Regions from separate parts of the Mus musculus genome. Here all the other regions are linked to region 1. A link is a loop called in an ENCODE intact Hi-C map of the cell type or tissue named here. Cell type or tissue: left cerebral cortex. All regions are shown on one strand. Region 1 holds the start of Mal2 (mal, T cell differentiation protein 2). Region 2 has its middle 68 kb from the start of Colec10. Region 3 overlaps Colec10 (collectin sub-family member 10). Region 4 overlaps Colec10 (collectin sub-family member 10).

What was found. Peaks named below come from ENCODE experiments on the same cell type or tissue, not always from the same donor. Only the 100,000 strongest peaks of a DNase experiment are listed, where the experiment ranks them.
Region 2: a loop joins it to region 1, with 4 times the contacts of the local background. A loop is called at or near these places in 4 of 42 quality-filtered maps.
Region 3: it touches region 1 in a loop (5-fold over the local background); 4 of 42 quality-filtered maps call a loop at or near these places.
Region 4: it touches region 1 in a loop (2.4-fold over the local background); 2 of 42 quality-filtered maps call a loop at or near these places.

What each region holds. Positions count from the first base shown.
Region 1 is chr15:54,568,794-54,576,793 of GRCm38, reverse strand. Mal2 (mal, T cell differentiation protein 2) reads right to left here and starts at 5,428. Exons shown (of 4, transcript NM_178920.4): 1 at 5,157-5,428. The coding sequence starts at 5,285. In left cerebral cortex, a CTCF peak has its summit at 4,338; DNase peaks (open chromatin) are centred at 3,841, 4,821, 5,470, 5,565 and 1 more place; H3K4me3 peaks cover 2,869 bases; H3K27ac peaks cover 2,071 bases.
Region 2 is chr15:54,475,036-54,483,035 of GRCm38, reverse strand. No RefSeq gene overlaps it. Among named protein-coding and RNA genes, the nearest start is that of Colec10, 68 kb to the right of the region's middle. In left cerebral cortex, no CTCF peak of the experiment used is centred here; DNase peaks (open chromatin) are centred at 2,680, 3,121, 3,698, 4,195 and 1 more place; H3K27ac peaks cover 2,666 bases.
Region 3 is chr15:54,464,046-54,472,045 of GRCm38, reverse strand. It overlaps Colec10 (collectin sub-family member 10), which reads right to left. Exons shown (of 6, transcript NM_173422.3): 6 at 5,688-8,000. Among named protein-coding and RNA genes, the nearest start is that of Colec10, 57 kb to the right of the region's middle. In left cerebral cortex, no CTCF peak of the experiment used is centred here; a DNase peak (open chromatin) is centred at 4,980; H3K27ac peaks cover 705 bases.
Region 4 is chr15:54,428,101-54,436,100 of GRCm38, reverse strand. It overlaps Colec10 (collectin sub-family member 10), which reads right to left. Exons shown (of 6, transcript NM_173422.3): 2 at 1,037-1,108. Among named protein-coding and RNA genes, the nearest start is that of Colec10, 21 kb to the right of the region's middle. In left cerebral cortex, a CTCF peak has its summit at 3,932 (motif pointing left); DNase peaks (open chromatin) are centred at 3,934 and 7,407.

The DNA.
Region 1 (8,000 bases):
CAGAAAATGGTTTTCAATTGTATTTTACCTTTCATGACCACATTTCTTCCAAACAGAAGTGACTTTTTTTTTTTTTTTTTTTTTTTTTTGGTACAACCTCTTATCTAGATCATAAGAGCTTTCAGGTGAGGAGGCATCCAAATAGTTTTGTGCGCACTAGGAAGTCATTAAATCTTCACTCTAGTAACACTGAGAGGATCTGACAAATGTAACTTTTGTTCATGAGAACAAGTGTGGGCATGGCATGGCATGGCATGGCACTGTGTTAGTGTGAACAGCCTTGGGTGTCAGACCTCACTGTTCCTATTAGTTGTGACATCTGCTTTGCTGTTCACTGTCTAAGTGAGGCTCTCTGGTCCATGAAGTTTCTGGGATTCCATTGTATCTACCTGTAATCTCACACAGGAGCAATGACTGCAAACAGAAACTACCCCAGAGGCCAGCAATTCTCGAGTTCTAGTGTTTGAATACAGGTCCACATACTTTTGCTTCAAGTCCTTTACTCCTTGAGCCATGGTCCTAGGCCAGGAAATGACAATTTTACTGTTTCAGTCTGAGCAAAAAAGCTTGGCTTTGCAGATGGGATGGATCCATAGGTGAGATGGTCTCTGGGTGGCCTTTTCTCCAGTCTCTGTTCCATTTTTTGTCCCTGCCTTTCCTTTGGACAGGAACATTTCTGGGTTAAAAATTTTGAAATGGGTGGGTGGCCCCATCCCTCAACGGGGGGTGGGGGGGCATGCCTATGTACTGGAGGTGGCCTCTTCAGGTTCTATCTCTCCTTTGTTGGCCATTTCAGCCATGGGCTCTAGGAATTCATCTCACCTGCAGACACCAAAGCCCCACACTATAGTTGATGTCAAGAAGCACTTGCTGACAGGAGGACAGGAGCCTGGTATGCCTGTTCCCTGAAGTTCTACCAGCACCTGACCAATACAGATGCAGATAATCACAGCCAACCATCAGACTGAGCCTGGGGACCCCAATGAAAGAGCTAGGGGAAGGACTGAAGGAGCTGAAGGGAATTGCAACACCATAGGAAGTACAGTATCAACTAATTGAACCACCCAGAGCTCCCAGGGACTAAACTACCAACCAAAGAGTATACATGGAGGGATCCATGGCTCCAGATACATATGTAGTAGAGGATGGCCTTATCTGACATCAGTGGGAGGGGATGCTTGGTCCTGTGGATGCTCGAAGCCCCAGCATAGGGGGATCCTAGAGCTATGAAGCAGGACTGGGAGGAATACTGTCATAGAGGCAAAGGGGAAGCGAGGGAGGGATGGGATACGGGGTTTGTAATCAGAAAAGGGGATATCATTTGAAATGTAAATGAATAAAATGATTAATAAAAAAGACTTGGCTTTGCAATTCTAACTTTGCGTTAAATTTTATAGATACATGGTAAGGATATATATGGAAAGAATAACTTAGTCCAAACTCAAAAAGGTTGGCAAGTCAGAAAACCAGTGGTAGAACATAACATCTAAAAACAATTTCATGAATGCAAAGTTGGAATATGCTCCACTTATGAAAACAGGTATTGTAAATTGCCCTACTTATTGGGGGGGGGGCAGGCACTATTTACAGAGAGTCATAAGTGCAGTACAGTACCAGAGACTGGAATTAAATTCCTTGAGCAAAGTTAGTATGAGAACTGAGTTCTAAGATCACAGTCTCATTAGCAGAATCTCCTACTGATAGATGAAACCATCTTCACCGAATACAGCTTGCATAGCTTCAGACAGCAACATGACCCAAAACGAAGAAATCTTGGCGGTAAACAGATTTCAATGGAAGGCCAAACTTTAAAGAGAGTATAAGAGATAGCTAGAAACATTAACAGAAATTAAAAGATTTGGTTCTCCGTGTGGAGTTTACTTAGTATTTGAGACTGTGCCTAGGGAATCCTCACATTTAGTTTTCAGGGAGAGGAACCATGGGAGTCTGTGACTTAGGAATCAAAAAAGGAACAAAAAAAATCCTAGAGCAATCACCAAATGTAGGGGACAGGGCGTTTCAAGTGAGTCACTTCTCTCTTGTCTGAACACCCCTCAGGGTGGGTACTCTAGTTAGAAGACCACGGAGGTGATCTGGCTGCTCTCTTCATCTTATGATCCAGTATCACTGAGCATTCCAGAAGGACGGGGGCCAAAACCTTTGGTTTGGCTCCAGGAGGACTCTCATTTCCGTGAGGTCGCTGGGTTCATTGGTACATTTTGATCCTCCCCATGGGGACAGGTAACAGAAGTTCAGGGAGGAGGTAAAAAGATAACTTCAACTTAAATTTGGAAAGACATTTGACCATTAAAAAAAAAAAAAGAAAGAAAGAAAAAAAATTGTAGGGCTGGTAGAGTAGCTTGGCCAGTAAGGTGCTTGCACTTTAGTCCTGAAGTCCTGACTTCAACTCTCAGGATGCACTTAAGACAAGCTGGGTATGTTGTTGTGTGATGTCTATGCTAGCTGAGCCCTGGCCAGCCACACTATTCTACAGGGCAGTAAGAGAACTTGATCAGCCCGATCCCCATGCTCCCCCTCAAAAGAGTTGACAGGATGGTGAGATGGTTCAGTGGTGGGATGTCTCTGACCTCAAGCCTCTGAACTTTAGTTTGACCCCTGGGATCCACAAAGTAAAAGTAGAGAATCCACTCCTGAAGTTGTCCTCTTACTTCCATAAAGTATTATGGAAGTGATCATGCCCCCCCTTGCTTCAATAAGCAAAATATGAAAAAGAAACAGTGGGCAGTCTCTGAGGAATGACACCCAAAGTTGTCCTTTGGCCTCCATATGCACTTGCACACGCAAGCATGAGCCCACACACATGCACCCACATCAACTGAACATGCATGTGTGCGTATGTGCATGCACACACACACACACACACACACACACACACACACACACGGTGCAAATTCAAAGAGACACTTCTATCTTTATAAGCGTCTGAGCACATGTCAGGGTTAGGTAAGTTTCCAGAGGAGCAGAAGTTTAAGAAAGCAGGAAGCAAGCTACGTTTTTGGAAATGTGTGAGATACTTCCTCACATTTCCAGGATCTAATCATCCTATCTGTTCTAACAAACATACATATTCACATTTGTGAGGAAATTCTCTTTTCTACACAGCCTGGTTCAAAGACTCTATCAGTGGGTTGCAGCTATACTATGTATTAGAATCCCCAGGGACCTTTAAAAAAAATTAGCTGACTCTGGGTGCTCCCCTAGAGACTCTCATTTAATTAGGCTGGGCTGGCATCAGGACTTGTAAGAGCTGCCAAGTTATTAAGTACAGCAAGAATTGAGAACTAACTACTATGGTAGATAGGAAAAGGAGATATGAAGTTGGGAGGGGCTCAATAAGTCACCTCTTTGCTTTGTTAACCTTTAGTACTAGTGTCCCATGAAGTGTGGCACATCCACAGGTGGATCCTGAGTATCACTTGATTTAGTAAGACTTCCGTGCACCACACACACACACACACACACACACACACACACACACATACATACATACATACATATGAAAGACTTCTGTGTGTATGTTTTACCTATATATTTGAATAACTATGAGGAACCAACCTATCAAATTGGAGATTAACTGTACATTACTCCTGAGGATTGAGCCTAACTTCTACCAAAGTTTAAGCTGTGCCTCTATGTCTCCAGATCCTCTGTAAATTTCAGGATAAGTAGGACGTAACTAAAGCCGTGGGAAGAACTCGTGAAAGAGGAAGCAAGCACGTGGAACTTGAGGAACACGGCAGGAAAGGAGCCCAGAATCTGGGAACTCTTTCTCTGCAACGCTTCCTGTTTTAAAAGCTGTGTCCCCTCCACAGTCAGGAGTCTGGTCCAACGCCATCTCCTCCCTGTTCCTCTCACATGGATGCCTGCCACCCACCTTAGTCATTCCTACGATGCTGAATTGGGCTCAAATCCGAACCCATGCCAGGGTCTTCTAGTGTCACACTCACTATCTGATCTCAGGTGCCACTGCCTGTGACTCATTCACTTGGGTCTCTTCTTTCAGATTCAAATCTGAGCTAAACCCAAGGTGGCTTGGCTACCTAAGCATAATGGGGCAGAAAACCAATGCCCACAAGGTTTTCAGCTCAGCAGCACAAAAGGGAACCCCGAGTGACCTAGATCCAGGTTATGCAAACTCGCAGGAGTGGATGAGGGTTGACATGAAAACCCTAAACAGAGCAAACAGAACCAGCCGACAGGAATGACACCGCTTTGCTGACATGTCTTTCTATTTGACATTCTCCCAGCATGACGCAACCCCAGTTGCCCAATTTCTATTTGCACATTTCCCCCTTGTCCACAAGGAGCTTCAAAAACTCCCAACTCCACAGCATTCCTTTCGCTAAGTTCAAGTGTCTAGTTCAACAAGGTGGCAGGGCAGGCTTGTGGCATCAACTTGACTTTGGGCGGAGCAAAGTGTTCTGAGGTGGTTTGGAATTCTCAGGTAAACTTAGAAAAGGACAGGAGGTGCAAAGGCAAGAGCTGAGGCTGACTGCCCCACTTCCACTTTGCCCCTCCATTTTCACACCCACTTGATTACACACTGCCTGCTGCACCTACAACCTCACCTTTCTCCCTGCCCTGTTCTTTCTCAATCCAAAGGGCACTGGCTATGGCAAGGGTGAGTCTGGTGAAAACCATACCCAGGCTTCAGCCTCCTCTTCCTTTCCCTGGCGCCTCCCGTCCAGGCTTTCCACATCCTAACAGCTTCCTGGCCACCCAGTCATCAGTTCACCTTTGCACCACCCAACAAAATGGCAGGTTGGCAACGGGAAAGGCCGAGAACGCTGGTTCCTCCTCTAGTCAAACGCAGCTCCTATCCAAAGCCCAGAGTCCCCGAGATCCAACAGGAGAGGGCTCCTGCCCAAGTCCCTAATCATGGGCCCCTAGCCTGATCGGTCTCTAGGGCACATTTCCATTCCAGGCCGGCGAGCAGGTGTCCGCGTAACAGGTGCCAGGCAAGAGGCCCGGGTCCTAAGTGGAGAGGACCCCGAGACTGACTCCAGTAAAAGGCCACTTCTAGAGGATGAAGGCTGAGGGAGGGGTATTCAGAGGGACCAACCCCGGGCTGGGGGCAAGGATGCTGCCTGTCCATGCTCCCGGGACTCGATCTTCACCTAAGCTGCCCCACTTACAATCTCCAGACAGACGAAAGCTCCGGAGTACGTCCTTAGGATGTCGGGGCCAGCGGGCAGGGTGACCCGGGGCGCCGGGAAGGACACGGCAGGGTTCGGGGGCGGCGGGACTGCTCCGCCGGCCGACATGCTGCCGCTGCTACGTCTCCGCGCACCGCCACCGCCGCCACCGCCTCCCGCGTCCCGCCGCCGCCTCCCGGGCTTGGCCGCCGCCGCCGCCGCCGCCGCCGATCCGATCCGTGGGGTTCAGGCGTGCTGCTCGCGGAAAGGGTGTGGCCACGGGCCCTCTGCCGACAGAGGCCCGCCCCGTCACGTGGGCACAGGTGAGCGCGCCTCCGCCCTAGCGACAGTCAGGGTCACCAGCACAGGTGTGGTGCGCCCCAGCCTCAGCGCCAGCTCTGCAGCCCTCCTGGATCTTCAGATCACTTGCTGCTCCTGCACTAACTGTCTGCTGGTTCCCACCTGCCCATCCCACTCAAGTCTCCCCGCTGGTCCTCACCCACTTTCCCCAGTTGGGTAGGAAGACAGAGGCTGTGACTCAGAAGGAAAACACCAAGTTGCCAGGCACACCTGGAAAATGGGATGCCTGTTTTAAAGGCGATTCTAGGGGGATTTTCAGGGTCATGTAGCACATTGGAGTCGTTGGCAGTGGGACCCTGGAGGAAGGCCTTGAGTCATTTCTGTTCTGGTCTCAGAAATCCGTACGAGGATGTCCACCAATGATGGGCAGAAGAGTTAGGTGTACAGGAAGCGATGTAGCTTATAGGATGGTAGCTATTTTTTCCAGTTTTGACGTCAATAATCATACACAAAATGTTAGCTTCATTACGTTTCCACACAGACACTTTTTATTCCATTTTCAGAAAGGTATTCTTTGCTACTGCTTTTAAAGACTTAACAATTATTAAAACAGAACAGGACACTACTACATATGAATCCCAAGCCCCAGTTTCCCCCCCTTGCATTCCCATTTTATTGGTTTTGCTGTCAATGTTCTGAAAGTGGAATGAACAAAGGGACATTTCTCAGAGATCATCTAAAGATAAGTTCCACAGATCAGCACATATGTAGACCACGTTGGTAAAACCTGACCCAGGCATGGGGATACACGCCCGGAATCATAGTACTTCACAGAGTGTGGATTGCCCTGAGTTTGAAGTCAGCATAGACTGCAAAGCTGGTAATAGAATAGCTTGGGATACCTAGAAAGAACCTGTCAAGCAACAAGAACAGCAATCAAGTATGTGGATATGTAAATGTGTGTCTACTATACACATATGCATGCGTGCACACATGTACACGGACACACAAACCTATTCGAGTATCGGACATTCTACAAATTGAGTCTTGTTCTGATCTATTAAGTTTAGCTCTTGAACTGTGAGTTGTTCCCTGCATGGGTTGTCAGCAGGTTTTACCCTATGTCTTCATTATTTTAATAATCGAAACTCTTAGGTGTGGTGGTGGCACTACAGTAAAAGCCACAAAGGAGGGTGTGGATGAAACCTTGTTTGGGCTTCCTGACACCACCACCTGTTAGTCACCAGTTTCTGGCAGTTCGTGTGTGCTGGCTATCTAGTAGGAAACCTCAACTTCTCTGTATTGCTTTGTTCAATCGATGAACTTTTCTGTGTCCAGATCCTGATTGGCAAGAGATCTTTATATTTTATTTTCTGCCTAGGCAGCCCTTAAAGGATCTTCAAAGGTGAGGCCACTCCCGAGAATTTGTTATGGAAATGCCCAGTAACTACATACAAGGTACCAAAGTGTTGTGGTGAGTGAACTTGGAATGACCTTGGAATTTGTGGATCCATTAACGACCTAAAACTTCACCTGTGTATATTTTAAAGGTGTCACCAAAAAGAACACAGTGACTACACCCTTTCCAGCACCTACTTTGCCATAACTGCTTTTGTACCCACCCCTACCTACTTTGGTTTCCCAAAGTCAGGAGAATGAGAGACTGTTATGTACCTCTCTCCTACAGAATAGCAAATCTGCTCCATAACTAATGCTCTTTCTGGAATGGACTCCCTTTCCATGATCACTATCTATATCAGTATTGTTTTTCTTGATGATCCCAATTTCATCTCCATGATGGCAACTCTAGCATCCGTTCCTTCCATGATTATTTCTTTCTCCACAAAATCAGCTCTGAGTTCTTAATAGTGTCATCCTCTTATCCATTTCTATGACCTCTAGCATGCCTTACTTTGCTGAGGTTTGGTCTTTTGCTATGTATTGTAACTCTGGTCCCCACAGCCTGGTTGCCCCCAGAGACAAGAGAATTTCCACATACACAAAGTACTGTCATGTGAACCTGTCACTTAAATTAACACCATTGGTTGAATAAAGATGCCAACAGCCTATAGCTAGGCAGAAGTTAGGTGGAGTTCCAGTTCCCTGGGCTTGGGGTCTGAGGAGAGACCACAGGGAGAGAGAAGGTGGAGAGTGAGAAAGACTCCATGGGATAGGTGAGTCATGAACACATGGCCGTGAGGGCTGGCCCATTGAATGTAAGAGCTGCCCAGGTGGAACCTAACTTAGAGGGTAGCTATGTGCCCAGCTCTACTACATTAAAAGCTTACTGTAAATATAAGAGTTGTGTATTTTACCTGGGAACTGAATGACCACAGGTGGGGTAGAAACCTGACTGAGATTAAATAATGACTACAGCATTGTTTTGCTTGTAGATTTTTTCTGAACCCCCTTTCTTTCTTTCTTTCTTTCTTTCTTTCTTTCTTTCTTTCTTTCTTTCTTTCTTTCTTTCTTTCTCTCTCTCTCTCTTTCTCTCTCTCTCTCCCTCCCTCCCTCCCTTTCTTTCTTTTTTTCTTTCTTTCTCCT
Region 2 (8,000 bases), 94 kb after region 1:
CACACCTTTCCTGTGAATCACAGGAGGCTATCTCCTGGACCAAAGTTCTCACTTGTGGACACACAGAGGTCTCTCTTCAGTGACCACACCCTCCCATTTCCTCTCAGACGTACAGGTATCAGTGCTGCTCCATTTTTGTCAGCCTAAGATTTCTGTGTTTCTCCTTGCTTTGCCTGGGTTGTCATTATCTATCCTTGGTTTAAGTTTACGCATTGTGAGTACAGCTTCTGTTTTGTGCCAGTCCTCTGATAGACGCAAGACCTGGAGGGAGGTTAAAAAAAGTCATCAGCACCGGTCAGTCCTGGTGGCAACATTTGACTTCATTGCTTGCTGTGCTGATAGAAGAAAGCAAAGCATCAAAGACAACTTTCAAGTTACAATCTCATATTCATAAGCATGCGGATTATAAGTTCCTTACAGGCACATGTTCTGTTCCTACTGCCACGGGGGGAAACCAATTATTTATAGCTTTGTTTATTTCAGTGTCTGGCACCAGATTTAATAAGTACTCGTTACTGGTACTACTTGAAATTTACTAAAAAAGAGATAGTTTAATTTATGATTAAAACCAATTTTTTTTTCAGATGTCTGCTCTGATGAAGTCACCATCACTCGTCAATAACTTCTGAATGAGATTTAGGAAGAATATTTATTAGGCATAACCAGAGTAGACCATGTAGAAAAGTTTTATTCATGTCTTTTCACACCAACAGAACTGAAGTAAAGTAAAACATGCAGATATAAATGTGTTAAAATACTATGAATCATGACAATGCATGTTATTTTGACAGCAGCGCTGCATGTGTTCCATATGTACATGTGCATATCTACACCTGACTTTCTAACCTATTGGGAAAATACTGTATTTGCTAATTTTCTGCTGCCCTGTATTCTGATGTTTCAACATTTTTCTATGTGACACTTAAAAGTGTCTTTGTTTGTGTGCCTGTCACGATGCACATGGGATGAGCTTAGGAGTCAGTTCTCACCTTCCACCTCCTGCCTTTGAGGCAGGGTCTCTTATTGCTCTTCACTATGTATGCCAGGATAATTGGCCTGCAAGCTGCAAGGGCTCTGAAGTTCTCCTTTCCCCCATATTCCATTTCACCACTGAAGCTTTGGGATTTCAGTTATCCTCTACTACATATAGCTCCACCCACGACTTCATATCCTGAGATCTGAAATAGACATTCACACTAGTGCGGCAAGCATTTTACCCCCAGAGCTGTCTCTTCAGGTCCACAATGATGTGACACTTTAAAAACTACATTAGCATGTATTGCACATCATACATTGCTTATTACTTTATATGTATTAAGACCTACAGCAATCTAGTGTGGTAAGTTGTTTATTCCTTCCATTTAAGGGGAAGGTACCTGAAACACAGAGTTGAATGATTTGTTTAAAATCACTGTCTATATCCTTAACCTAGATCTTTCAATACCATTATTGTCCTATGTTTGGTATGCTGTCCCTTCTAGAGCCCACAAAAGGGCTACCATCCCTAGGTCATTCTACACTGAGAACACTTAATTTTGCTCATGTAAAATATATGTGATTCATTGTACCTTATTTATTTATTTAGAGACAGGTTTTCACTGTATAGTGTTGACTGTCGTAGAATTTACTGGGGTAACCTCAAACTCACAGAGATATACCTGCCTCCACCTCCGCAGTGCTGCGATTAAATTGTGTGTCACCATACCTGGCCACATGATTTATTTTTGACTGAATTCTCTTCTGTAAGAAAAGTATTTCAATTGCTAGGCATAATGGGCCACTTAAACAACAATATTTTGTTCTAACTTATAGGAATAAATATTTTTCATATCAAAAAGTGTCGTGTGTGTGTGTGTGTGTGTATACCAAAGAAAAAGAAGCAATACATGTGAGAGAAATTAGGATGTAAAAATGGTATCTGGAGAAGGTTGGGGAAAAGAATGGAAGAGAGAAAGTAATGTAATAATTATATGTTAATTAAAACTAAAGAAGATTCACCTCAGTAATCTATAGGGGACTAATCTAACTTTAATAAAGGAATATCCATCTATGGGGTCCAATAATGAAATACTATATGAAGGAATAGGTACTCAAACCCCTTCAGTCTCTGTCTTATAAAAGCATGCTGTGAAGCTCTCTAACTTTTTCCTTCTTTACTGTGGCAACCTATGAGATTAAAGGTGACCTATTGGATCCTTATGAGGTGGAAAAGCATGCTTAGCCTATTCTCAACTGTAAATTGAGTAAAAAATGAACTTTGTTATTCTGTGATGCATAACCAGAAAGTCTATGCCAATAGTAACTAGAGTAGAATAGGTGCCTTTAACCTAGGATTTTAGAAATGGCTGGGTAGGACAAGAACATCAAAATTTTAGGTCATTACTGCTTGCCTCAGCAAGGTGATATATAAGTGCATGTCTAAGAAAGGAACTGGCCACTCCATGAGTGAATCAAGAGAAGCAACGCATGGGAATCAGGGTCTTGCCATGTAAGATGCTGAATCCTTGATGATGAGAAGCCCTAAGAAGTTGAATAAAGTCCTAATATAGCAAATTTCAGCAGAACATAGACTTATTAACTGTATTTCCAGAGATTCCACAAGAAAAAAAAGGCATTGGCTTAAGAGAGATTATGGTGACAGGTTGGGTGAGCCAGGGACTGATCCTGGAAACATAGACATAGGACTTGAGAACTCCTCTGTCAAAGAACTCTGCGCTTGCATATGGGGCTAAAAGTAAGCAGACCAGAAACCTACTTACTTCTGAATGGTTTACATTGCTAAGGAAACTACAATCCTTATCTTTAAAAAAATCATTTGATTTTTTTCAGACCTCAAAGTACTCTTAGGTCCCAAAACCTTTGAAGAAAAAAAGTCAAACTGCACAAGTTATCACAGCTCAAGGATAAAGCATGGTCTCCAATATCCACATTAGATGTGGCCAGGGAGAACAATGAACAAAGGAGATGTCCTTGCCACAAAATGATGGCTGGCAGAATGCCTCAGTCGAAGGCATTCTCTTTCCTCAGAGAGAAGCCCTGCTGATGGGGTCAGCAAGTAAAACTGCCTATGTGCACTTATCATAACTCCCAGAACAAGCTCCAGTTCTCAAATTGACAGTATGGCCAAGTTTCCAAATATAATGAGTCATCTTAACAGAAAAAATGTTGCTTTAAAGAACAGAAACAGACATTGTTTCATCCCTGAAATGTAAGCTTGAAATAAGTGTAAATACAAAATAAGATGACGACAGGCATTGTAACAATTTGAAATACATTATAGAGCTTGCATGCTTGCTGTGTGGAAAATTGCAATTGCTAGCGCCCCATTTGGGAAACTTCCAGTAACTGGTCAAATACTCAGGGAAACTAAAATCTCTGTGAGTTTGAAAGCGATATGGCATTATAAAATTGAATTCGGACCAGCAGTTACATCCTTATGGTCTTATTCATACAGTAAGCATAGTCTGGCTGGTTGGATCGAGGTTCAAACCAGTGTTCTCAAGGTGGAGCAGGTCAAAGGGAAATGTTGCCTTTTATTACCAGCTTTAGTTTAAGGCTGAGGACTCATTATTTTACACCAAAATAAATGCCCCGCACTGTGGAATAACAGATCACATCTTTTAGAAGAAATCTTGAGATGAGATGCAATGTAACTGCAAATGAATTCATGCTTACATCTGTCATATCTGACAAGTGTCTCTGGGCTGAATCACTTGGCAGGAGCAAGTTAACTGAGAACCGGAGGATGAGAGAGAACAGAAGGAAATAAGGAGTGTGGGAGGCATTCTACAATTTAACAAGAAGACTAATGATGCCTTGTGATAGTTATATATAAAGTTCCACTGGTCTTAGGACACTGGGTAGAAGAACTAGATGGTGTCAAGACTTTTAAGATAGAAAGTGCTGAGTAACTATGATGGTGGAGGCATAGCCTACATATACCTAAATACATTAGTTGTATTTTACATATTTCCCTTCTCCTACTCAGCTCTTCATTTAAATTTAAGTCAGCACAGTTCAAATACTAGTGCTTCCTATGAGGAGGATTAATGTATCGATCTCTGGATAGATAGATAGATAGATAGATAGATCTCTGGATAGATAGATAGATATGAAGAATATATCAACTCTATGGCTAACGAGATCCTCTATTATACCCTCACACTTGTCATTGTAATGTGTTGGAACATGGCCCAAGAATGGAGTTGTGTAGAATAATTCTTAGTACTTGTGAGAAAACTCCAAGAAAAGAAGAGTCTTGTGACCTAAGTTTTTTCAAAAACACAGAATTGTTCTTGAAGTGTGTTTTCAATCTCCTCCAGTCTGGCAGACTGGAGTAAGTTTACTTCAGATTATTCATTACACTTGGCTATTATTATTTGTTTATATGCCTCTATGGAAATAAATGCTTTTGCTACATGCAATTTGTCTGCTATGTGTGACTTGTCCTTATAACTGTACACTTTACTCATGTGACTCTTCTTAATAAATTGTCCAATGCTCTGAATAAAGTTGGCTGATGAATCAGGCTTTAGTCTGCCTTATTTATTGACTCCATTCTCCTAAGGTCCTACAGCCTTTAGAACAGTGGCAAGAGTAAAATAAGATCAAGAACAAGCATTTGGGGCAACTACAGGTGCTGAGTCCTGCATGGTCATGGAAGAGATAGTGTACCTCATCGCCTCCATGAATGTTGACAGTTGCTTGGCATGAAGCTTGTTTGTTTAAAAATATGTGTATTTTACTTCATGTTTCTCCCTCGGGAAATATTCCCCCTGCCAAAGATTTTAGGTAATATCCTCTTTGTCAAGTTTAATGTCTCCATGATAATCAGAGACAGACAGAGTCTGGGAAGTGAGGGTGTATTTATGTCTTCAGCAAAAATGGTAAACTCTGTGACCTTTAGGATAGCTCTTAAGGCTGTGGGAAAGAACTCTAAAAGCACAGGTTCAAAAATAATTTCTCAACTATGCAAAATACAAGGATGTAGTATGAATTATATGAAGGACTTCACAGACCTAAAAGAATATAAACAGCAACAGTGTGAGACAGTTTGTCAGAAAGATACAAAGGCAGGAAGATTCCTGAGTTCAAGGTCAGCCTGGGATAGAGTGGTCCAGGTGTGGTTGGAATGGTAATCTCAGGATAGGATCTCACACAGCCAAGTTTATTGTTTGTACTTACAAAGGTAGGGAGATATCTGAACTCATTTGCAATTTTAAAAAATATGCTTGCTGTCTTTTTCTAAGAATCAGGGGGTTGGGGTGAAGGTATGCTGATTCATGGGATAATCAAAAGGGAATCTGGAGTAAAAGACTCAGCTTTGGTCTGTGAGAACTGACTGTCTGCTTGAGCTGCCCGGAGTTCTCCAGAGAAAGCTGTCTTGAGCAGAACACAGGTCACCAGCTTGTACCCCATGATTGACTTTAAGTCTTTTTTTTTCTTGCTGCTTTCAAACACCCCTTCTCTCAGGACCTCTCTCCAAGATGAGGCTGGTCCTTAGCACACAGGTATTATGTTATTGTGTCTGATGTATTGGCTTTCTCTCTGAACTGATAAAGAGGAAGAATGAGAGTCTGAACTGTATCAACTTTCCTCTAATATGACAAAAAAGCAAAACAAAACAAAAAACAACAAAAATGACTAAGATAACCAAAAGATTAAAATACACTGGATTTAGAGCTGTCATAATCAAATCATGGTCCTGTCTCCTGTTTTCTTTCTTGCTTCCATTTGTGTGAGCTGGACTTCTGTCTCTTGTAATTGAAACTCCTAACTCAATAAGCCTTCATACATTTTGTATCACATCAGGTTTTTAATCATTCCTCCCAGTTTTCAACTCCAAGCCACATCAGGACTATCTGTATTAATCTTAGTTTTCCATTGCTTGCTGCTTTTTAAAATTCAAGGTCTTCAAATTTTCTAGCTTTTCTCGATTCTTATAGGAATATTCCGCATAGGCAAAGATTATCCTCAGTTGGCTTCAGAAACATGTTTGGAGTTTACTCTGTTTGGGCATTTTATTTGCCCATTTGATTTTGTTTCTGTCTGGCTTTATACCTTGTTTAGATACTCAAGATGCTGAATTTTATACAAGAAATGGACATATTGCCCTCTGGCATCTGGTTTGGGTTGGTCAATGTGCAGCACATATCAGAAACAGAACAGAGGATTCAGGACAACTCCTGAGCTTTTGGCTTCCCTCCCTGACTGGATGCACAATATCTTCTGATTTCCCAGGAAGTTCTTGCCAGGTAACTCTTGTGTGAATGTCTGTCAGGATCTGTAAGTTGTTTCAACCACTAGCTGCAGAGGCTGTGACTTCCCAATGTGTTCATTACCCAGTGAAAATTCTTCTCGGGACCTTCATAAACACATCACCTTCACGATTCTTCTGAACTCCCTTATGTATATGGGCCATGTTTCTCAAAGTTTGCACGATAGCATCTTGCACAAAATAGGACCCATAGGTAGCAGTGATTTTGCATTCTATTTCCAGCTCTACCACTTATGAAATAGTTGGATAGACACCAAGTTATTACTTGTTATATCCTGGACACTATTTTGACATTTGCTCTATGAAGATGAATGTGGCACCATAAGATATCATCCATAAAACTCAGAATAAACACTTGACAGACACAAATCTATAGCACATCACATTTGGACTTCACAGCCTCTAGAAATAAGAGAATTAGATATCTGTTGTCTATAAGCCACATAACTTTTTTCTGTTCCTTCTCAAGACAGAGTTTCTCTGTGTTGCCCTGGCTGCTCTCGAACTCACTGTACAGACCAAGCTGACCTTGAACTCAGAGGTACACCTGCCTCTGTCTCCCAAGTGCTGGGATTTAAGTCCTGTGCTATTATGCCTGGCTATAAGCCACATAACTTACGACATTTCCTTATAGCAACATATTTGAACTAAGAGGCAACAACACACCAAGTGAATAAGCATAAATCAGGAAGGTGAACCTTCTGTGAAAATTACTAATAGATATATAGGTTTGAAAATGTGTATCTAAAATTGCAAATGATGAGGGTGAACTTATAGAGAAGTTTATAAAGAATGCATATTCATTCATTCATTCATTCATTCATTCATTCATGTTGCCTGTGTCCTGGACAGCTCTCAGCCCGATCCTACCTGCACTTGGGGATTGGGAGTAAGTTGGTGCAGAGTCAAAGACACAGACTCTGGGAGCAGGTGAGAAATGCTGCAGCAAGCTCTTTGAACATTGATGAAAATTCCTTTAATACCCTCTACTCATGCTCACATTGGTCCCAAGAAAGTATCTATTCCAAACAGCAGTTCCTGATTGGCTGGCGTTACTTGTACCAGCAATCCTTGCTCTCTCAGGCAGTCCTCAATTAGGTCCTCCTGCAGGGATGCTGGTGTCACAGGCAGTCATCAATTAGGTCCTCCAGTAAGAGACGCGTCAGCAGCTGCACTGCCCTCAGTATTTACATAGAGGCAGCCCTGCCATTCCTGCTACACATTCCCTCATCAAAATGTAGGTTTTGCAGGACCAAGGGGGCTCTCTTCCCATTGATGGCCAACTAGGCCATCCTCTTCTACATATGCAGCTAGAGACACATGTCCCACCATGTGTTTTCTTTGATTGGTGGCTTAGTTCCAGGGAGCTCTGGGGGTACTGGTTAGTTCATGTTGTTGTTCCTCTTATAGGGCTGCAAACCCCTTGAGCTCTGTGGGTGCTTTCTCTAGCTCCTTCATTGGGAGACCCTGTGCTTTGCACAATAGATAACTGTGAGCATCCACTTCTGCATTTGCCAGGCACTAGCAGAGACTCACGGGAGACAGCTATATCAGGGTCCTGTCAGCAAAGCTTGGGGAGTCTTGTGGAAGAGTTAGGGAAAGAACTGAGCAAGCCCGAGGGGTCAAGGACACCACAAAAAGACCTACTGAGTCAACTAACCTGAACCTGTAGGGGCTCAAAGAGACTGAATCACCAACCAAAGAGCATGCAGGGGCTGGAGTA
Region 3 (8,000 bases), 100 kb after region 1:
GATTTTGTTTCCCTCCTTCACACTGCAAGTGTTACTGCCATAGTACAGGAAAAATACAATGAAAAGACCTAGCATTTGTAGATGCATGTGATGGGGGCATTCATAAACTGGGTTAGGTATTATCTTTAGATTGAGACATCTCCTGAACTCTTGGACTGTAACCTTTGGAGCTGAAAAAAGACTTACTGCCCAGTTTTCTAGGGGCCATTCCAGACACCATTCCTGATTTTGTTCCTTCCTTTCATCTCTACAAGCAAGCTTGCATCAAATACTACCCATGCATTCTTCCTTGACTTCTTACAGCATATCCCTCTTCATTCTTACTCTGTTTTCTTCCATCTCCATTTTGATATTGGCAAACCCAACAGATGCTTTTAAGCATTTGATTACTTAAACTTTCAGGGACATTCAATGTAAGTGACAGTTTTCTCTTTGAGCACTTTTGAATCTATTACTACATTTCCAGCTGTTTTTCTTATGTCTTACTAAAGGAATACGCCTCATTTTTCCTTTTTAAACTTGTCATATACCTGACAGAGCATTGATGCATCTCTCTACCCTCATCTGGAAAACTTCTCTGCAGTAGATGGTGAATAACACAGTGGCCTACAACTGCCCAAGATGCTGAGAATAGGAAATCACAGAATGTTCAGCCATAAAGATAAAATGGATACTGTACCCTGCCATCCAAGGCTCAGGGGTCGTTACTGAAAAGGGGGCCAAAAAGAGTGTAAGAGCCAGAACTAGAAGACAACTACAAAGAAGCATTATTTTTTCAAGAAAGCAGCAGATCAGCTGCAAATACAAATCCATAGAAGTTATAACAGCAATACACACAAACCTGTGAAACTACAGGCTGGACCAAATCCCAGCATGGAGATAGGATCTAGGCAAACAGCCCCACTCTTAGCCATAGAGATATTGGCAATTGTTAGCTGCTAGGAGAGGGAGAGACAGTCTTTTCTAAAAGTGCAGACTCTGGTAAGTCAACTACTGTCCAGTTGAGGTCCACATATCCAGGAGTATTTAGGCAGTACAAGTTGGTCTTGAAGAGTTAAAAAGGAAGACATAGAGTTGGGTGGGTGTATCTAGGAGGAATTTAGAGAGACAGGCAGCTATGATAAAAATTTCAACTCTGAAAGAATAAACATTTAGAATAACTTAGATCTCAACCTACTTCTTATATTCAACATATTTTCTTTAAGTAATCACACATCTGTACCATCAAGTCTTAATCTATGTTCATGGTTTCTATAGTACTCTATAACCAAACTTGGAAAGTACAGGAAAGAATGTAAGTGGAAACCATCTAGGTTTTATGACACATGCTCAGATAATATAAGATTGCAAAGTTGACACTAAAAAAATGTATGAATCTTAGAATGTGGTCTTTAGTTATGTGTGACATGGCTGCTGAGTGGGAAAATCAAAGTCTTATATGGTAACATAAGTTGTTTCTGACAAAGTCTTTTGAAGAAGAAACTTGATGGCCTAGGGCTTCTCTACCATAGTGTGTAGACTTCTCGTCTCATGTGGGTTTGCAGAGCACCATCAACAGGAGTGAATCCTAATGAGTAATAGATAGGAAACTTAGATGTATAAGCTTAGATGTATAATTTGGTAGATATCACTCTTGATTAATTAATCAAATGCACATGAGTTTTATTTCTTCAGCACTTTAAGTCATTCCTTACTTCTTTGATCTAGGTCTAAGATTCTTAGCATATGTGTCATATAGTAAAAATAATCCAATAGCTGATTGGAGATGAAAGGAAATAAGGATAGCATAACTTCTGTGTCAAAGTGGCATGGCAAGAGATGAGCCAAAGACTTATTGGGCACATTCCATTAATGATGGTAAAAGAGAATTTATCTTGATGTTTTTGAAAGGTGGATCAGAAACTGACTGCCCTTGGCTGTTGTGGAATAGTTGGGGAGAACAATTGAGCACAGAGATATGACTTGGAGACGTCGTTTTCTTCAAGCACATCAGTGTTGTTCAGATGGTTCTCGGAGTCAAACTGCTGCCATCTCTGTCAAACCAGCTGGGTCCTCCACCCACCAAAATTCACCTGAAGAATCGAGGCTTGGTGGTATTCTAATAATTCTGCCACAGGGAGACAGAGACAGGCAGGTCTCTGGGGATCAACAACCAGCCTGCTTAGCCTATTGGCCAGCTGGAAGCCATTTAGAGAACCTGTCACCAATGTGTTTGACAGGCAGACAGACAGACTGACACACACACACACAGCAGTTTCTAAATAAGTGGGAAAATGTTACTTATGAATTTTCTAACCATAGACATCTCTACATAGTGAGATGTTTTAGAAACGTAAGTTATAATAATTTTTTTGTGTCAGTCTCTTTGAAAATACAAAAAAGATGGTATAGGACCCTCTTCCTTCAGAAGACCAGTGTCCTTGATGCAGGGGTGGGCATTATGTCCCTAGGGGTCTGCAAAATGGCTAACAGCCCTAACCCCTACATTTTAGAAAACTCAATAATTTGAGTTATACCAAATGCTTGGACTTTTATCAATGTTCATTCCACAAATCACCAAGGTCATGTTTATACTGTGAAATCACTCACAAAGCAAAGGTTGTGCCCTCTACACACAAGCTCTCAGTTCCGAGTGAACAGAAACCATTGTCTACCTGGTTCCTGCTATTTGAAGTCTCTGGTAGTTTTACTGTCAAATTCTTTGCATTCCTGAGTAATTTATGAGCTTGAGGTTCTGGATCATTCTTGCTTTGATCATAGCTTTCCTTTCTATTAGCTCTTGGGCACTACCAGTCACACTATTCTCATCAGACTATTTTCAGCCTTTGCATGAACCTGTTGGGATGATAGATCCCCAGTTCCTTTACTCTTGACACAACTGCTTTCCTTGGTACTGATTGCCAAAAAGAATAAAGAGCATCTGCTATGATAATTAGGAGTTAGTCCCTCCTCATTTAGGTTTATGGACTCAAAATGGCTTCTCTTAGTGTAAGCTTTTGAACTAATGGATTTCTTTCACCACAAATTTAGTGAAGTCTATCTCGGTTCACCCAACCTGGATTGGTAGTACTTTAACAGCTGTCAGGAGATAATTTGTCTGGAAAGAAAGCAAATCTTTTTTCTTTATCAGACACCTTTGTAAACTCCTGGAAGAACACAGATGAAACTATTGGTTGTGAAGAAGGTAGCAAGGCCAACTACTCCATGCAGTGGAGAGAGCAGAAGTCCCCAGCCATGCACTGGGCATTAGAAGTCTTGGAAAACTAAATATTTAAGATTTTGTCAAATTTGATTCTTTTCTGTACCATATTTCATCTGTTCTTGGAAAGTTCTTCAGAAACTTCTGTATGGTCAACTATATCTACACTAAAATGAGCTAGTAATCCTAAAGCCACATCACCTAGGTGAAAAGCAATTTGACTGCTTTTCTGCTCCATTTGATTTACTGACTGGCAGAAGAATTTTTAGTTCTAGGTGGTGGTGGTGATGGAGTCTGGGCAAACTCTTACCTCCTCCTTCTAAAGTCCCAGACACAAACCAAGATTCAATTCCACTATACTTCAGCTTGGGGAGCTGGAGTTCATTAGGGCTACTTACAGAGCATGAGTGGGGGTTCTGGCAAAAGCTTGGGTGATCCTAAAGCAGACACACTGGGAAATGTGTACCTGCAAGGATCCTTTCTTTCTCAGCTCCCAACCGACCTGGTATTAGATGTATTCAATGGCTGCACACTCCTATTGGTGAGCTATTCAACATCCCACCTTTCCTAATGTAATGGACTGCACGGGCTCAAACTGTGAGTCCAAATAAATTCTTCCTCTCATAAATTACATGGACAGAAAGTTGGTCATACCTATGAGCAAAGTAACACACTCCCTGTGTTTATTGACTGTTTTCTTTATTTTCTAAGCTTCTTTGGGCATGCAAGAGTCTCTGTTATGTGAAATAGAGAGATACAGGAAACTCAAGTACCAGTAGAATATTTCTTAAATAATTGAAGGATGTGCATCCCCCAACAGTGTTATGGTCACAAAAGTCAAACATTAACATGTCCTGAAAGTGTTTAGTTCTAAAATATATCCTTTCTGTTAGCAAGCTTTCTCTAGAGTTCCATTATGTGAATTGGTTCAGTAAATAACTATGTAAAGTTGTGACCTTCCAGAGAAAAATAATCTCATTCCCTAATGTCATACAAGGCAGACTATGATTCTCAGTTTTATATTTACAATCACCTTACTGGATTGAAAATGAATGTTACTTTATTTTCTCAAGTCTTGGCTATGCTTTTGTGACTTTTGGGGTATTTTACGCATCATGATTGAAGTTATGAGTACTCCTTCCAGGACTAGAATTCTCTCAATATATCAAAGAGTGTACTGTAACCAGTGACTATGTTCAGCCAGCTGCTGGAGGCATAACAAGTACACACACACACACACACACACACACACACACATGCATATATATGTTTCATAATGAGAACAATGCTTATGATACAGAGTTAAACTGCACAAGAATCTTCTGTTTCCCATAAGGTACTGCAAATTATAGATAAGGTTTGTTACAATCACAGTTTAATCAACTATAAAATGAGGTAATAACTTTGTTATCCTCTTCATATTTCACTATAAAACTGACCGTCTGGGCAAATAAGAGTTTTGCTGACTGTCAGGTATAGGTCAGCAGAATGATAAAGCAAGAAAAATTTGCCACTTGGCAATATTCATTCATGCACAAACACAAAGATATATTCTATCTTGTAAGGAAATAATGTGGGTGGATATACACATTGACATGGGACTTCTTGTTCACATAAAAAAAAATGAGTAAGCCAAAATAGTTGACTTAATATATTTGAACAGATGTGTCAGTGTTACTCTTTGAGAAAGGGTGATGCAAATCCTCCTACAAAATGTCTTCAGACAAGTTATTTTAGCACACTGTAGAAGAGAGATTATGCTAAAACAACACAGATACAAAAGCAGCATGCCTTTATATAATCTTGGCAATGCCTTTAATCTTGAACCTCATTACCATAGACTTGATGTACAAAGAAACCAAACTAAGTTCTTCTCATGAGCATGGAAATCTGAGCTGTCTTTTCCATTGTTTTCCCAGTTCTCAACATCATACCACTAGAAACGTAACAGATATACCATATTGTAGATGATCAACGCTGAAGTTAACAGACTGTGTTGTTATCCTAAACACAGCTTATTCTAACTACTTCCCAATGGAAGCATTATGTTTTTGTGAACATGGACTCTAATTTCAACTTCATTCTCCGAATTGCTACAAGACTCCTGTCCTTAACCCTTTCTATGGGATTTGCAAACCATTTATTTATAGTGTCTTCTCTAGATGTTAGATCCTGTATAATACACTCACTCCATCTCATTGAATAAATTGTCTATGATCGAGATGTCCCAGTTGATTGAGTATTTTCCCTACTTTTCATCTTTGCCTCTTGTGTCTAATGAGCACAATTCAGATTAATTGGTTGTGATGGAAACTATTTAGTATTTGAGAATGTTGTGGTACTGGATATTGCTTTGATAATGTTTGGCATGGCAAGGACAGTTCTTTCTCCTGGATCTCCTTTCCTTCAGAGCCTACTGTTGATTCCCCAGCTGATCTCAGGGCTAGACTTCTCAATTATAAGCAGCAAAACACAGAACAAGGATAATGAGTGCAAATTAGATGAAATGTATTTTATTTTATCACAATGGCTTATTAAATTACCCAAAGCATACAAATACAGACTGAATGAGCATCTGCTAGAATCACCGTGAAACACATCCCTATACTATATAAAGGTTTATGTATAAAAGATCAATGGAACATAGTCTTCAGTCCCTATTGATATGAGATATTTTCCCTCATACATGAAAGGATTCAGCTGTAGTTTGAAGGCCTGATATTCTAAAAGCAGCATAACTAAAACTTCTATTTTTTTAAAAAAAGATTTGTTTTACTTCTACAGTTATGTGCATATATGTGTATTTATGTGTAAAACTGTGCACATGGGAGGGTAGGTGCCCATGGAGTCCAGATAATAGTTTCTGTAGGCTCAGATTCATCAAAATCTACTTTATTTAGGGTTCTTAAATGTGTCCATCTTCATTCTAGCCCCCTGAACAAGAGGTAGAGGAGAAAGATGGTTAATAGGAAAAAGGGGTTGGGGACCTGTTTAGAAGTAGTTCTTTAGGGTGATTCCACTCTTCGTTGTCAGTATACCAGCAGTCCCGTCTAATAACATACATCAAACATGAATTACTAGTAGTAGCATGCTCCAGCAGAAACTTCAAGGCTGGGCTGGATTGCCACAAGTCACAATAAATGGCCAGAATCATCTGGAATACCATGAGAAGGTCTTTGGCTTGTTTTATTCTACAAAGTCAAGAAACAAAGACCAGCCAAAACTAGAAAAGTGTTACACAGCCAGCAAAGACCAGCAGAGCATGGCACAATGTTGCAATGCGAGAGCAACTCTTCACTGCTTGTGAGGATTCATTTATATGCTTTCTAAACATCACGTGCCCTCTGAGGTGTCTGTTTTCAGCAAAACATCATATGCCCTTTCACTAAACAGCTTCCAGGAAACATTACATGACATAATTGTGATTTTTAAAGAAACCAGAAACTTCCACCTCAGGTGTTAGATCCCTTGAAGTTGGAATTACAAACAAGTGTCAACTACATAATGTGGATTCTGGAACTTAACTGGAGTCCCCATGGGCTGTTGGCCACTGAGATATCCCTCCAGATGCCTGTGATGTTACTTTTGTATTCTAGAACTCATATTTTATGTAATTAAATATAGGGTTTCCATTTATGATATACTGATGTACATTTATATTTACTTAAGTAAATATATATCAAAATATTTTATATATCTCAAAATTTTCTTTGTTTCTCTCACATACCCATGGTGCATGTAGTTAGTAGTAATGTCTGAGTCTTGTGGCACTCATATCCTTGTCTAGTTGATATTCTTCCAAATACCTCACTCTAACTCCTCCTTAGCTGTCAGGGTTCTCTATGAAGAGAAAATGATAAGGTAAAGGACATTTAAATTAGCCCTAGAACATGGCTAGCATGGCTAGGAAGAGTCACAGTCAGCAATGACATTCAGGCAGCTGTGATGGCCAGATCTAGAGTTTGAACTTTTGCTCAGTGCTGATACAGGCGTATCACCCTGAATGAACCCACACCACCAACCTTCTCATCAGCGATAACCCCTACAAATCTCAGCCTCTGTAGGCAGTGCCTACAGGGATTCTGTTCACTTCATTTCTCAACTCCCCACACTCCAGCACATAGACCTTGCTACCTTCTAAATATGCATTCCAGGGAACTTTCAGCTTATACCAGGATAGGAACTTGCTTTTCTTCCAAATCACCAATTTGTTAATATCTTTGTTTCTTACAGCTGCAGTGTTTTCACTGGAAAATGGCAGTAAACATCCCTGCCTTGAGCAAGGAGGTGTAGAGCTTTTCCTAAAAGAGAACACGTTGAATGGTATATTTTCAGCTGGGCTCGGAATTGCATAGCTGTCACCCAGCATCCAAGAGGATAAGGCAAGAAGATTTCGAGTTCAAGGACAGCCTGGGCTATATAATGACACTCTCACTTGGAAAACAAATAGAAAAAGGTATTCATTTTCATAGAGTTCTGATGCAATGTCTTAAGAAGTTCTTCCAGGCAGAAATGGATAGATCTTATTCCTTGAAACTGTCATCTACTCTGAGAAGTGTCTTCCAAACTGAGATGAGTTACTGAGCGAATGACTGTTAACATTATAAATTTATAATGGAAATGATAGCATTTGCCATATGTTCAAAATATTCAGACTTCAGGGACTCAGAGCAATTGTAAACATGAATCCAACAGGAGCCGCCCTAGGCTGGGTTTGCTCTTGGCTGCCTCTCTCTTCTTTCAGCCTTTTCTTTTCCTCCACATGTTTCTGAGTGTTCCAATTCTCTGAGATTTTGGCTGG
Region 4 (8,000 bases), 140 kb after region 1:
CACTAGATGTAAATCTTTGTCTTGTGAGAATAACTTAGCAGTTAGCTTAAGAACTTTTAGAATCATACAGTCTTTCTCAGATTGAGACCTAAGGGCTTGGGAGTCTTTTCCACCGTTTAAAACTTTAAAACAAGTGGTCCCTGGGTACGGTTCCCTGAGAGGAAACAACAGAGGTGTTTGGGAGATAAGCGGTGGTGATCCAGAGCCTTTTGCTTATTGACTGAATTTTAGTAAGGTTTACCCTTCGGTTTATTCATGAAAACATCTAAGTAGCTTTTTGTGTTACTGTTGTTTGCTTTGTTTTTGTTGTTGTTGTTTTTTCCTACAAGACCCTCCATCATTTTTTATTATAAGGAAAAACAAAGTAAAGAAATAGAGAAATTGGGAAAAGACAAGCATTTCAAAGGACCTTTCTTTGAACATAACTATTTCCTGACCCACCCCTAAACATACTTTCATGATTATTTGGGAACTTCACATCATGTACTCCATTGCACTCAGTTTCCATTCATCCCATGTCCACTGTCCACCTTTGTGACTACATCCCAAAAAGAAGAAGAAAAAAAAAGGGGGGGGGGAGGGGGAAACTAAGTCCAATTTGTGTTGTTCATCTACTCACTGGAATATGGACAAACTGTTCTCTTAAAGAAAACTGAGTCCTTCTTCCCCTATATCCTTGCCCTCAAAGTTATGATACCTATGTTTCTTAAAACTCATCATCTTATATTTTGTCAGAGCCTGCTCCTCCCTGAGCCACACAGTGTGAACAGTCTTAATGATACAGCTTGAGAAATACAACAGCGTCTAGCCTTGAGGCAAGTCCATAGGGACCCTTCGCTGGTCAGGTAACCCATACCTCAAACATATTATATCTAAATCTGTGGTAGGGAGCTTGTGAATTTGCTAATTTCTAAGACAAGAGCCAGGGGGGAGAGAACAGGGGTGGGAGAAGGAGGGACAGAGGGAAGAGGAGATGGAGACAGAAGGGGGGAGGGGCATTGCACATTAGATTGCCCATTTCGACAGGCTAACTTACCTTTTGGTCCCTGGCGTCCCACTTTGCCATCCTTGCCTTCTTCTCCTGTGTCACCTCTTTCACCATCATCCCCTTTTAAAACAAAGCAAGACAGAGTAGGTCATCTCAACTAATGACTAAGCTCAATCTCCCCAGGGGGATGAGATCACTCAAAATGCCATTGCAACTTGAATTGAGAATGGACCAAGGCCACAAGAATTAGACAGCTGAAAAGAAAGGATATCCATTGTAATCATCACAGCAGCTCTGGTCCACATAAGAGTGACTATCAACAGTCTGTCATGGATGGCAGAGAGGCTCATGGACTCTTGAATTGCTGAACTCTTGGCTATTTGTAGATGCTAGGAGTTCAGAAGGGGATCATTGTCTTTAACTTTGAACCCTCTGCTGAGCCCACAAGAATCTAACTCATGGTCATGCAGAATGTGTTGGTTAAATTAAGTGGGTCAAAATGCAGGAAATAGAAATGAATGTGTAAAGAAAAGAAGAGATAAATAGGGGTGGTAGGGAGTGAGATGCTAGGGCATTGTTTCATTGTAGATCATGTAATCTCTCTCTATGAAGTTGTCAAGTAACTAGTTAATAAATTAATACAAAAGAAAGTTGCAGTATATCTTCTTCTTCTTTTCTCTCATTATTAGTGGGACCCCGCAATTTGAGGCATGGACTGGGAACTAAGAATAGGAGACTAGGATTAGCAAACAGCTGACAAGCAGCTGTATGTGACAGTGACTGCCACAGCCACAGACGAGTGGACCTTTAACAATTAAAACTGACTGAAGGAGTGTTTTACTAAAACGTTTACTGAAATGGACTATGAGTTAGAAGGCACAGATAATAATATCATGCTAGTTGTGAATAATTTCAGTGATTCTTTGATATGTTGCTGGTACAGCTTATTGATTTTGGAGGAAGATGAATCCAGACCTGAGTCGCAGCTCTTCTGTCACCTATCTGGAGAAACATAAACAAATGGTCATCTTTTCTGAGCCTCACTTTTCTTTCATGAAAATTAAAATAATAACGTGTGGGCTACTAAGAAATTTCCATGGACCAATATACACACAAGATAGGAGCACAACTGGTGTGTAATTATGGTGGCTACTGTTACTCCTTCCTGTATTCTGTGTTTCCTTATCATTAGTGTGGGGTATTACCTGGCCTCACTGACTTGTTCAGTTGTTTTGGAATCAACAACATAAGAATGTGAATGTGCTTTGGAAATAAAGAGCATAACACATACCATGTTGTGATTATATACCCACATTGTCACCATGGCAGCCTCCGGACAATGAAAGCATGAAGAATAACGGAAAGTGAGATTCCAGGTTGTGAGATTATCCAAGCATCTGGCTGTTTTACAAGGCTGACTACAGGATCCTTCTGGAACTGGCTTTTACAAAGATGCTTAGATGATTTCTGTGGTCAGACTAGAGGGGTTGTGTTTGGATTGGATGGCGTTTTCCAGTGCTGGGGGTGGTGGTGTTTATTTATCAAGGTTAATATGTGCTGTACACTCGAGCTAAGGATTTTGACATAGAATTATGGTAATTCCAGGAGGTAGAAACTATTCTCACTCTAGTTCATAAGTTAAAACAAAAGCAAAGAGAAAAATCCAACAATAACAAAAATACCAGCAAGATGCTGTGTGGTTAAGATACTTCTGAATTATCACAGGGTCTCTGAGTATCCCAGTGAGAATGTTCCCATGTCTGTTTCTGCCCTCCCCATGTAAATTTAACACATTCTCTGTAGGCTTCAGTGGCTCCTAGCAGATGGTAGATTTTAGGAAACTTGACGTTTGTCAAAGTTTTCAGAGAGACAGGGGAAAGTTACCAGGAAAAAATTGACAATTTGTATTGCCTTCTAAACAAGAAAGATAGTCAGGATTATGTTAGTATTCCGATGACTAAATTCATGCAGAATGTATCCCAGAGGTAGAATTTGAGAGACTTGGCTTTGTTGCTCACTAGCTGAGCAATTCTGCATTCTGGGAGTCCCTTTATCTTTTTTGAGTCTTGTTTCACTCAGTGCTAGAATGGAAAAAAAAATTTTATTTGTGTGTGTGCATGTGTGCGTGTGTGTGTGTGTATGTGTGTGTCTTTCAGAAAATTTTCTCCCTTCCCCCATCTTTTTCATCTGTTCTTTCCTTTATTTCCTCATTTTTCACCCAGTGTGACATTATATAGAAAACTGTTATCTTCTCTACCATTAGAAGACTGAGCTAAATTCTTCTGGTTACCTTTTTATACTAAATGTGTCAGCTCATCTATGCTTAAAGTTCATGTTCAGTCGTCTAAGAGCTGAGGGATAGGCTGCCATCCTAAACATTTTTTTTGTTTGCACATAGAGAATTTGCTTGAAATGTCATTGAATTGTCTATATTTTGTTTGAACCATATGATACTTTGCGAATGTTATGATAGTGTTATTGAATATTATGAGCCAAAGTGTCCATTCTACCTGAGATGTACTCTTTCATCCAATCCCCATGACCACCTTTCAGAAGGATGCTATCCTCAGCTCCATTTTACAGATGAGGGAATGAGGTCAAGCAGAGGTGAGGCAAGGTCTATCTGGTTATTGTATGTGTAATGGTAACATTGGGATTCATATTTTGGGTATCTTTCCTCAAAGTCCATGTTCTGCACAATTGGCGTGATTTTATATGGATTTTTATTCTCTCATTCTTGGGACCTGGATTGTGGATCCATGGAATGGGACTAAAGAGACAATTCCTGCTCAGTAAAGGGCCAGATCATAAAGTCACTTGAGTGTGAGTATTGGTACCATTATTTTTTCCCTTCCTCCCTCCCCTCACTGGGATATCTCTCATTCATTTCCAAGCAAGTGTCTCACTGGTGGAGGCAAGGTGAGTGATTTAGTCATTTGCTGCTCCCTGGTGGCTTCTGATGAAAGATCCTAAAAGAGAGAAACAAGATTATAGTTCCTGTGACCTAAATGACTGCACCAGCCTGCCTGCAAGAGCTGAAGTAAACAACCTGTGTCTTAGTCTTCCACTGGGGTTCTGGCTATTTAATCTTTGAGAGTTACTTTAGTGAAAACAGAAGGGAGACATAAAAACAAGCACCGGAAAGAAGCCCCTCATTTCAATGTTGTTTTTTAGTGTCTTGGGAATGTTTTATGAGATTTCTTCATTTAAAAAAAATAACTACTTACATTTATTTAAAAAAAAAAAACAAGCTAAGCTAAGCTATAATAGACTAATTTTAAGTTTCTAAATTTTATTTGCTTGAGCCCCTCCAGGTCATCAGCATACTATAATAATCTCCCCAGCAGAATTCCACCACAGATTACAGTTGGCCGCCTTTTTAAAGTTAGGATTTATTTGAAATTAAATAACTGAACTCAAGTCTGTACCATGAATTTAAATGGAATAAATATGTAAAGGAATTACCACAATCATTTTGGAAATGCTAAATAAAATCACTGGAAAGTATGTCTTTCCTAATGTTAAAGTAACCTTAGAGACAGGAGAAAAGTTGTTAGCAATCTTTTCTCTGATCACCCTTAGAACTGGATGGGGCATGTGGCGTGAGACCCCCTGCAAGGATACACTCTACCCTATAGCAAGCTCCTCCCCCCTCCTTACATTTTGTTTCCAAATTTGCCAATTCTATCTCCTGTTTTGAAGCTTACAGTACAAGGACTGAGATAGCCTCAAGGAATAAGGCTATTATACTCAACCTGCACTTTCTCTTCTCCAGATACTTTGCTAAAATACATGGTCTTTCTTGTGTTCTGCAATTGTTTGTATTGCTCATGTTTATCAATTTATCATTCCCTCAGTGCCTTCATTTGCCTTCCTGTCTACCCCATTTTTTTTCTGTTCAATCCTTTCTACACAGCTCTCCCTGAGATACAGGGAACAGATTGAATTGTTTGAAAATTCACATTTCACCTCTCTGAGACTTAATTTTTTTATATTTATAATGAGAAAAACCACATATTCCACAGGACAGTTTCAAATTAAAGGCATCTCATCCAATGTGTGAAGAGTATTCACTTACTCATTTAATGTGCTCCACTGTTTGTATTTTAATGGGGAGTTAAAAAGCAATTATCCCTATGTATTCACTACCTCAACCCCTACCCGGTAACTTTATTACTTTTTTGCTTGACTGCACGGTTTTTTACTTCACGCTATAAAAATGTTTATGCACTTAAAGATGACAGACAGATATACCAGTACAAAGATAGAGCTACTAGCTTGATGTCACTACCTGAACTATTTTTTGCTGAATTTTTTTTAAGAATCCAATTACAGACATGACAACATATCATCCTTAAACATGTCAACAAATGTCTAAAGGCTAGCAACAGCACCTTATGTAAGAACATTTCCATGGCAACAATATTGAGTCTTATTCAAGTACTTGATAAGATCTGCTTCATAGAATTCTTGTGGTTCCACTTACTATCTGCCTATATGATTATACTCTTTCAGTCTAATCTTGTAAGAAGGAGAAATGAACAGTTAGAAAGAGAAGCCAAAATTCATTGGAATGAACCTGAGTTCTTTGAAAACAAATCATGAACAATTATGTCATTTTTCTTTTCTGTTGAGAGAACTACTAATAGACTGAAAGGAGCTGGGGAAGACAAATTCCTACTGGTCATTTACAGAAAGCAATAATCCTGAGAAGGTTGAGTATAAACAGATTATATCCAAAGGATCTAATCTTACACATCAAGAGTTCCAGCTCCCATCAGATCACTTATCTTCTGCTAGAGTTTGGATGGAGAGAGGTTTCCGGTAGTCTATGTCTTAAAGACTTGAGAGGTAGTGAAACCTTTAGCAGTTGGGACATAGCATTGAGTCCCTTGGTCATAGGTAACATTCCCTTGCATGAGATTTAAGAATCCAGTCCCTCTCTTCTGCTTCTTTTCCATGCACTAAGCAGTTTGTTTTTTCATGACCTCTGCCATTGCCATGTTTGCCACCACTTATAGCCAAAAAGTAATGGTTTTGCTCTAATACCAAGCATTAAAGTAAACCTTTTTACATGTTAGTTATATCAGACATTCTCTTACAGTTATGGAAAGTTGATTCTTCCAGGCTTACAGTACAAAACAACCAGTTGCATCTTAATTAACTGCGACTCTTGTCTTTAAGTAGGAGGTTGTTCCATGGAGGATCTTACAAGATAGATTGCAATGCTTTAAGAAGATGTGACTTTGTATTATCAACTCATGCAAAGTTTAAGCATGGAAAATGATAAATTCAAATTATCGATGAGCTCTGAAATGTCAATTTACAAACTTAGGTATCTGGGAAGAACAGAGCCATGCTAGATCCACATGCTTGAGCAATTTGCTCTCCTCTTGGCTTTGTTTTCCTCTCCTCTATAATTGGATTGAAGATCCATTGAAGATGCCTGGTATCTTGCAGAATTGAATATTTAACCAATTTTTAACTTTCTATGTAAAAATAAATAAGCACATTTATCTTAAAAAAGATGTAATTTGTTAAGGGCTTTGGGAAAAAGTGCTTGGATACTAATTCAAATCTGTACATATGAATGTACATTTATGTATACCCTGGATATACATGTATGAGATAGGCTCAAACTTTAAATTTCCCAAATAAAAGCTCTTTAATAACATGTTAAATAATGTATAGTTCCATTTCATTAAATCATTACATTTAATAAAAAATTGAATGATAATAATTTTAATACATAATGTGTTAAATTATTTAATCAATTATTTAAATTTAAATTAAATTTTATACTAAACAATTAACTTCTATTCTTCAGAATTATTGAGAATGGAACTATTTGAAGCTTATGTGAGATTATGGATGGTCAATTTCATACTGGAATCCTTGGATCGAATGTGTTCCATTTATAAATATTATATATATACTAAATAGTAATCCATTGATTTTACTCTTGGTATATTTTTTTTCTGGGATGTGACCCTATAAGGAACCACAAATTTCAATTTAAGGATTTTAATTAGAACTTCCATAATCTATAGGAGAATCAATCTGTCTTTAGTTGTTTCAGACAAGATGCTGAATATATCTTAACAGCACAAGAAAGAACAAGCTTTACACAGTGGTAACTATAGAGGAGAAAAAAGCCAAGGCAAGAAATGTGAGCCCAGAACAAGTTGGTCAAGCATGAGGCTCTAGTATGGCTCCATTGCTTCCTGATACAGAAATCTGTTAAATTGGCATTCTGTCTTCTGTTTGTTGTTTTGGCTTGTGTTGGATTCTTTCACTTGCTAATACAAGTTTCTCAATAATTTAATTACCAGATGATGATTAAGACAACAACATCCTTATCCATGGCAAGGGCACAGCCTCAAGAAGCCAAAAATCAGTATAACAAATGCTAAAAGAATCTGTTACAGGAGCAGAAAAAGAGCCATCTGCATCTATCTGCCCACATCCTCAGCTCTCCCTTGCTTTTGTTAAAAAAAATGTAGACTCTCTGAGAGGGATTCAATAGAATATATTCACATGTAAGGTAGGTGCACAAAAATGAGACAATGTATAGTTTTGTTAGTATATTATACCAAATGTGTTCTCAAACACTCTCACCAATAAGAGCTCATGTGAAATTTTATATTCTGTTGGGTGGTGTGTTCCTGAAAGTTCTAGGTCACAAGCCTTCTAGGCACAAGCATGCCTATGTCAGGATTGTACTTTAGCACAGAGAATTAATGCTGCTCCCTGATGGGTACTCCTCCACCACCTCATAGCTTCCTACTATAAGGTGTCATCCCAATATTGGATAGATCTGAAGTGACATACTGTCTTCCTTGCATTCCTAGCACTTGGCACCAAGTCTGAGCCTGAGTCTGAATAGGTGCCTGTTCAATAAGTGGCCTTGAAATGAAAGGAGTGACATCCCTAAAGACAAGAGGGATAAATGTGAGCTTAATGACAATACAGTCAAATGAATTTGTGATTGATTGAAATGTCATTCCCCATA